Linked DNA regions of Homo sapiens: region 1 is linked to region 2. Evidence: read pairs that join two places in POLR2A ChIA-PET (ENCODE). Cell type or tissue: HepG2. All regions are shown on one strand.

Region 1 (4,000 bases), 400 kb after region 2:
CCTGCAGGGACAGCTTTAGCCAGGGGGTGCAGGTGCGGGAGGACCACTAGGGAAATGGTTACCTGAGCTTCTCCGACAGAGGCCTTCATCCCCTGGCATGCTCAGAACATTAACAATCAGCCCTGCCCCTTCAGCCCCAAGCGGAGACTCTCACTCTGGGTTATTAAATCACAAGCACTGGCACAGGGCTTGCTGATGCAGGTTTTTGAAAGAAGTAGGATTCAAAATCAATATCTCATTTTGAAAACCATTAGCTTAAAGGCAGTCTTGGCTGGAAAGCCCTGGGGTGGATTTTGATCTCCTACCTTCCTGGTCCCTGCCCTGCCCTGCCCCAATCACACACCTGCACCTGCTCCCACCTACCTGGTCATCAGAACCCCTGTCTGCTGAGGAAAAAATGTCCCTGCCAAGGGACCAATGACTTATCCCAGGCACTTGCCCAAGCATGTAGGTGCTGCTTTGGAACAGAGAAGTCTCCATGTGAGTTGTTTGCACCCCCAGTCCCTCCCTGCATTTTGGGATCACCAACAGGGCTCTGTGGCTGGGAGGGCTCCTAGCAAGAGCTGCATTAGGCAGCCCTGGCCTCGGGAGGTTTTTCCACAACTGAAGGATGGTCTGTGGGATTGTGGACATGTTTGCTCTGCCAAAGGAAGCCTGCCTTGCCTATTTTATTTTTTTAAAGACAGCCAGTTATGTGTCTAAATATAGACAGAAAACTTTTCTGACTGGTTGTTGCTTTCTCTCTCTCTCTCTTTTTTTTTCCCAGGCTGGAGTGCAGTGGCGCGATCTTGGCTCACTGCAACCACTGCCTTCCAGGTTCAAGTGATTCTTCTGCCCCAGCCTCCCGAGTAGCTGGGACTACGGGCAAGTGCCACCATGCCCAGCTAATTTTTGTATTTTTAGTAGAGATGGGGTTTCACCATGTTGGTCAGGCTGGTCTTAAACTCCTGACCTCAGGTGATCCGCTCGCCTCAGCCTCCCAAAGTGCTGGGATGAGCACTTTGGGGTGCTCCACTGCACCTGGCCTGGTTGTTGCTTTCAAAGAGTATGCTGAGGCTGGTTGGAGCAGAGCGAAGTTAATACCTCCACCTGTCTTTTTACCTGGGCCATTGACCCAAAAGCAGAGGCCGTCAGGAGAGAGAAACCTCATGCTGGGTAAAGCAGGTAGCTGTGCCTGGCCCTCTCCTGTCTCTCTGGCCTCAGTGGATGAACTAGCACCACCCAGGGACTTACCCTTTCCTGGGCAGGTGTGGGTTACCACCGCACCCCCTTTGGCATTCTGAGATAAACCCTGGGCTGTTCTTAAAACACAAGGACTTAAAGATATTGTGGAACCATTGTAATATAACAGAGAAAGAGCAATAACGGAGGCCCCATATTAATGGAAAACAGTATGGAGATTTCTCAGAGAACTGGAAATAGGACTGGCATTTGTTCCTGCTGCCCCATCCAAGGACGCAGGGTCCAGGGACGGCACTGCTAGCCTGTGCTCTGCTCCCCATCTTGCCTAGGGAGAGCCACAGTGTAGAGGTAACTGGGGTCCCGTGTGTCATCAGGCTCTTACGGGCAGGGTACCCATTTCATAGGATCACTCGTGCCTCCTGGTCCTTGAAACATCAGTCCATCCTTGCAGAGTACAAGTGAAGATTCCATGACCAGAGGAGGAGGGGACTCATCCTGTGCCCTGTCCTTGACTTGCACAATGAACAAAGCCGTGACCAGAGCCCAGCCGGGTGTCCTGACTCAACAGCGTGGCTGCGTTCAGAGCACTTTTCCGGAGCTAGGTCCTTGCTATCCAGAGGGATCTTGGTCAACTGGACAGAGGTTGGGGGATGGGAGTCTGGAGAGGGGCTGGGGTAGGGGAGAAGGGAAGGAGACCCTCGTTCGTCTGCTTGAGGTCTTGTTTACGTAACTCAGTGGACGATGGCCTGGGCTGAGCTAGGCTGGTTTGACAAAACCACTGACCCTGGTTTCTTTCCTCTCACTGTAACTTTGTCATCTAGCAAAAAGGGGAATGACTTTGGAGGAATGTGCAAACTAGAATAGCAACAAGGTTCAAAGTTGGGGAGAGTAATTGAACAAATAAACCCTCCAGTGTTGTGGAGGAGCTGGGAGTGGGGAGGAGGCTGCTGGGGCTGGCGTGTTTCCAGACCTTTTCCATTCACTTTTGTGCCAGTTCCATTCTGGCCCTGCCTGCATTACAGGAGAAAACAGAGTGACCTCCTCCTCTCTTGGACCCAACAGATTGTAAACTTGTGCTCCAAGGTGACATTTCTCCAGAAAGGGCTGGGTACACCATAGTGGGACAGGGTGCCAGGAGACCCCAGGATGGGACCAGCCAGGTAGCTGGGTTCTCCCCCGAGCTCTGCCCAGTTACTGAAGCACCAATAGTCTGGTTCTTCCACCTGCTGGCCTCAGTTTCCACACCTGTGAAATGGTGCCACTACCAACTGTCTTACTGTCTCACAGGTGGTGAAGACCAGGGGCCATTATGAATGGACAAGTGCTCTCTGATGCATTTATTTATCTACATCATCCCCAAAGTCACTGACAGAAATACAAACAGGATCCAAAAGGTAAACAAACAAATAAGAACTTTGGAGTTGGCCGGGCGCGGTGACTCACGCCTGTAATCTCAGCACTTTGGGAGGCTGAGGTGGGTGGATCACGAGGTCAGGAGATCGAGACCATCCTGGCTAACACGGTGAAACCCCGTCTCTACTAAAAACACAAAAAAAATTAGCCGGGTATGGTGGCGGGCCCCTGTAGTCCCGGCTACTCGGGAGGCTGAGACAGGAGAATGGCGTGAACCCGGGAGGCGGAGCTTGCAGTGAGCCGAGATTGCGCCACTGCACTCCAGCCTGGGTGGCAGAGAGAGACTCCGTCTTAAAAAAAAAAAAACAAAACAACAAAACAGAACATTGGAGTCATGGAAAATGTGAGCAGGAAAATGTGATGGCATGTGGTGAGGGTGGCCAGGAGTGCTGCCCATGGCCCTGCACAGAAGGTGGAGTGACGGGCGTGTGAGGGTGTGGTGGGAGGGGACAGGGACAGGGACACAGGGAGGCCAGTGCGGAGGATTGGTGGCGGTCAGCTGCTGGCAGAGGCAGGGGCTGGAGGAGACAAGGAGGATGCTTAGGGTTTTCCAGCTTGGACAATTGGGAGCAGCAGAGCAGGAGCCCGGGCACAGAGCCACTGTGAGTTCATCGGGAGCGTGGAGGCTGAGGTGGTCCTCACATTCCCATGAAGATGTCTGCGGGGTGTAGGGGCTTAACAGATAGGTCTGGACTGGAGATGCGAATTTTCCAGTTATTGAGAATTGAAGCGATGTGGGGATGGATGAGGTCAGGTGAGGTGAGCAGAAGACAAGAGAAGAGGAGCCAGGTGGGGCTGACATTCGTTCCAGAGGAGAAGTGGCCATGGGGCTGGTGAGAGAGGAGTGGCTGCAGGAAGCTGCGGTGGCTCACAGCTGGGGTGGGGGACCGGTGCCGTGTTCTCCTGGTCCCTGCCATGACACTCCTGCCATGTGTGTTCCCAGCAATAACGGCGGGGTCTCTGGGGTTGTGCAGAAGCCTCTGAGCTGGCTTATTGCCCAAATAGAATCCATGCTTTCCTTGTTACAGTGGTTGATAATGAATGTAAATCCAGTGCCTTAGAGATCCCAGCAGCCTGCCACAGAGCGAGTCTTTCCATTGCAAGCTCATTTCCAAGACAAGGTGGGATGCACAGGGAGAGGGAAGGGGACAGTCTGCCCCAGCAAAAAGCAGGGTCCTCCTGGTTTGCAGACCCTTCACAGCGTGGGCGTGGAAGGAGCCTCACCTGTCAAGGCTGGAGACTCAATTCTGGGAGCGGAGTGTTATTGATGAGGTGCTCCAGGCCAGAGCTCTCAGTCTCGCACTGTTGACCCTTGGAGCTGGATTGTTTGTTTGCGGGGCTGTCCTGAGTTCTGTGGGATGTTCAGCAGCTTCCCTGGCCTCGGCCCACTTGATGCCAGTAGCAC
Region 2 (4,000 bases):
TCAAAGACAAAACGTCGCCTTTACTGCTGGGCCCAGCACACAACAAAAATGAAAACTGGATATTCAATAAATACTCTCGATGCTAATGAGAAGTATTTTACAAGTTTGGATCAGTATGGTAAAATACCTATATGTCTGTATCAGCCATATACTTTAGACTTTCTTGTCTAAAGTGCAAAGAATAATACTTCATTTCAATGTGTGTACAATATCCGAGGCTCTCACATTCTGTGTACATGGGCATATGCCGTACCTCATGCTTTTAAAGCACAAACTCATATATTTGAAACTGACAAAAGAAAAAAGACCTATAAGAAAACGTGTTGTTATTCCCAAGTGATTGATACATAAATTAGAACATGGAAGTTTTTCCAATGTTGAATGAATATGGGGGAAATGATTTCCCCAAAGTTAAGTAATTCCGTAGTTCAGCTGAAATGATACCTCAAGTCTCTGGGCTCCTGGGTCACTGAACCTTCGAATCCCCTTCAGAGCACTGTCCAGAGAACCTTCGCAGGTTGGCAAAGGCCTGAAAGAAACGTGGTCCTGTCATCGCCCTTTCTGGCTCATCCTTTGTCTGGCGTTCTGGGGCTTCAAGGCCAGGAGGGTTATAAGATTTGATTTGAGAAGATATTTGGATTCCCCTAACTACTTGATAAGGGAAACACACAAAAGATTTGTTTTTGCAAGAGGATGACGTTGATCATTGTAAGTGGAATAAAGAAAAATGTTTTCACTCTAATGATTGAGAATTATTTGCAAATATTTATATATACACAAAAATTAAAAAGAGAGAAGACAAGCAATGGGTGGGAAGAGAAAAGAGAACAGGGAGGAAGAAAGTGCTCTGGGAAGCAGGGAAGAGCAAGAGGAGACGAGGTGAGAATATAAATAAACATTCTTTCCTGGTTTCCAGACATCGAATGAGGACAACTCTGATAGCAACTCTTCAGTTCTTTCAACCAACATATTCTCTCTAATACATGCTTATGTTTGTCATCACCAAATGAAATAATGCAAGTGAAGCTCTTATAAGAATAAATGTTAGCCCGGGTGCAGTGGCTCAAGCCTGTAATCCCAAAACTTTGGTAGGTCAAGGCTGGCAGATCACTTGAGGTCAGGAATTCAACAACAGCCTGGCCAACATGGCGAAACTCCGTCTCTATTAAAAATACAAAAAATGAGCCTGTCATGATGGCGTGTACGTATAATCCCAGCTACTCAGGTGGCTGAGGCATGAGAATTGCTTGAACCCAGGCGGCAGAGGTTGCAGTGAGCAGAGATTGCACTCTGCACTCCAGTCTGGGCAATAGAGTAAGATTCTTGCCTCAAAAAAAAAAAAAAAAAAAAAAGGCCGGGCACGGTGGCTCATGCCTGTAATCCCAGCACTTTGGGAGGCCGAGGCGGGCGGATCATGAGGTTGGAAGATTGAGACCATCCTGGCTAACACGATGAAACCCCATCTCTATCAAAAATACAAAAAATTAGCCAGGCGTGGTGGCGGGCGCCTGTAGTCCCAGCTACTTGGGAGGCTGAGGCAGGAGAATGGTGTGAACCCAGGAGGCAGGGCTTGCAGTGAGCCAAGATGGCACCACTGCACTCCAGCCTGGGTGAAAGAGCGAAGCTCTGTCTCAAAAAAAAGAAAAAACAAGAATAAATTTTAGTCAATAAGTATTAACTAACAATACCAACAATTGCAACAATACAAGTAGTGTAGTGATGCAATTGAGTGACAATTTATGGAGGACTTTGTATTGTGGGGCACTGTGCCTGGCACTGTGAATGATGCAGGGACTATAGCACACTCCCTTTGCCTTCACCATGCTTACAGTCTCCCTGAAAGGATGAGCGTATGGGCATCTAACCAATAATTTAAGCAGAAAAAAGCGGAAGTGCATGCAGAGGCATGCTGAAGCCAGTGCCCACCTCTCTTCCCAACCCCAGGTTCAGCAACGTCACCGTGGTGGCTTGGAATCAGCCACAGGAGAGTGTTTACACCACAGGAATGGCAAACACAACAAAGCAGGCCTTATTCTTTTTCTCCCCAAAGAGCTAGTTGTTAAACATTTACCATTACTGTTCAAAGGTGAGAAGACATTTGCACTAGGCTCATAGGCGAAGAGTGAGTTCTGTTCTTGGGAAGCATGTACTCCAGCACTCTGCCCTGTCTTGCCATTTGTCTATCAGTTGCGGATTTGCTTCTCAGCTGCAGGCTCTGAAGGAGAGAAGTAACAGTGGACGCAGGTCTGTGGAGCACCCAGTACCCTCCTACACATCCCTCCCAAGTCAAGGCTGAGGTGCACAATGCTGACCCGTGTGCTGGGATCACATCTAGCGTGAGAGTGTTTAAGCAGAACGTCTCTAAAGTGAGAGGCCAAAAGCTGATGAAAATACAGCATTGTGGACAGGAAAACTCTCACTGTCCTGGACATTTTCCTATTCAATTTAACCTAAATTATCAAAATCACTGAAATCAAATTTGTCCTTCAGAGATAACTGGATGTATTGATTTGCATTAAAAGAAAAGAAGTGGAGGTCCGCAATCTCCATTAACTTCATTTTCTTCTTGCTGTAATTATATAAATTGCCTTTAAAACAATTATTGAACCATTAAGGATTTATGGGAAAATGTTCATTGTCCAAGACACTATTGCTTTTTTGTAGCTACACATGCAGTCTTAAATACAAACAAGAGGAAACCACAGTTATATCCATGAAGTGGGAAAGGGATGTATGCTTATTATATATCCTCTGATGAAGAGTTTTGAGCCAGCTGGAGTGTCCGGTGAGATTACTAAAACGTTCTCAGTAACTACCTATATTTGACTTTGGCACCTTTTTAAAAGTCAAAAGAGGCATTTGCAAGCAGCCATAAAAAGTCATTACATAAGCAGAACAATTGAGGCTCCTCAGCATCTGGGGAAGGCAACACATCTGTCTTCTGTCTATTTCTTCCCTAAATGTCTCCCTGAATCAACTTTTATGGTGGTGGGGGAGGTAGGAGGCTGTCGTAAATATCCCATTCTATTTGAATCCCAGAGTTAACAATACCCCCTGTGACTATAAACACAAGATGTTGCATTCAGGAGAGAGGTGCACTCAAGTAAGCAGAGATCTTTGTGACAGTGGTCTCGGTGTGGGCCACAGGCCAGCTAATCACATTACCATGAGAGCCAAGAGGTGGCCCCCAGACAGTGAAATAAAGAGGAGGGGAAAAGCAAGACTAATCTCGTTAAAAGGAAAGCCATGGTAGACGCTACTTTTACACAGCTGCTTAAAACGCCCCGTTTTCCCAGGACTGGATCACCTGGGCGTCCTCTGCGGCCGGGCTAGTTTCGAAGCATTGTTCGGTCCCGCCAAATGCTGGAGCCTCCTGAGTACATGCAGACCTTGTCTTCAGAGTCTTGTTTATAAGAAAAAAACAGACTTCACCGCCTCATCCCAAAAAAAGCCTTCTGGAGACGCTGTCTTCCCTCATTATCCTATTTTCAGTTGACTATTCCCCAAATTTTCTAAAAAGACCACGTTGCCCAAAGACTCCAATAAAAAAGTCCAGCTTTGCATATCTACTGCAACCTAGAGGAAAGATCAAACCAAACCTGAGGAAATCCCCTAGATCAGCCATTCTCAAAGTGTGGTCCAAGGATCCCTGGGGGGACCCAAGACACTTTCAGAGGTCCCCAGGCTTCTCCCTTTCCCAACAGCATATCTAGTGATGCTGGGTGTTCTTAATATCCTGCAACTCAACAGCCTATTACAAGAGATGGAAACAGACGTGAGAACCAGCTGTTAAAGGGATTTGCAAACTACAAAGCAAGACATTAAAGAGATTTGCAAAAATGAAAAGCAATGCTACTCTTTCCACTTAATGTTTTGTTTTGAAAACTATAATTATTTTTTATAAGAATATGTACGTTGACAAGTAAAGGATTTACTACTGTTATTTTAAGTGAATTAACAAATCAGTATTTCTTTTTCTCACTGTCATCCAGGCTGGAGT

The links. ChIA-PET counts read pairs that join two places held together with the same protein. Peaks named below come from ENCODE experiments on the same cell type or tissue, not always from the same donor. Only the 100,000 strongest peaks of a DNase experiment are listed, where the experiment ranks them.
Region 1: POLR2A ChIA-PET joins it to region 2 with 6 read pairs; 5 of 35 experiments call an interaction of 5 or more read pairs at or near these places.

Annotation. Positions count from the first base shown.
Region 1 is chr13:26,989,732-26,993,731 of GRCh38, reverse strand. No RefSeq gene overlaps it. Among named protein-coding and RNA genes, the nearest start is that of USP12-AS1, 130 kb to the left of the region's middle. In HepG2, no CTCF peak of the experiment used is centred here; DNase peaks (open chromatin) are centred at 1,711, 2,071 and 2,541; H3K4me3 peaks cover 1,534 bases.
Region 2 is chr13:27,394,506-27,398,505 of GRCh38, reverse strand. No RefSeq gene overlaps it. Among named protein-coding and RNA genes, the nearest start is that of GTF3A, 28 kb to the left of the region's middle. In HepG2, no CTCF peak of the experiment used is centred here; a DNase peak (open chromatin) is centred at 2,035; H3K4me3 peaks cover 449 bases.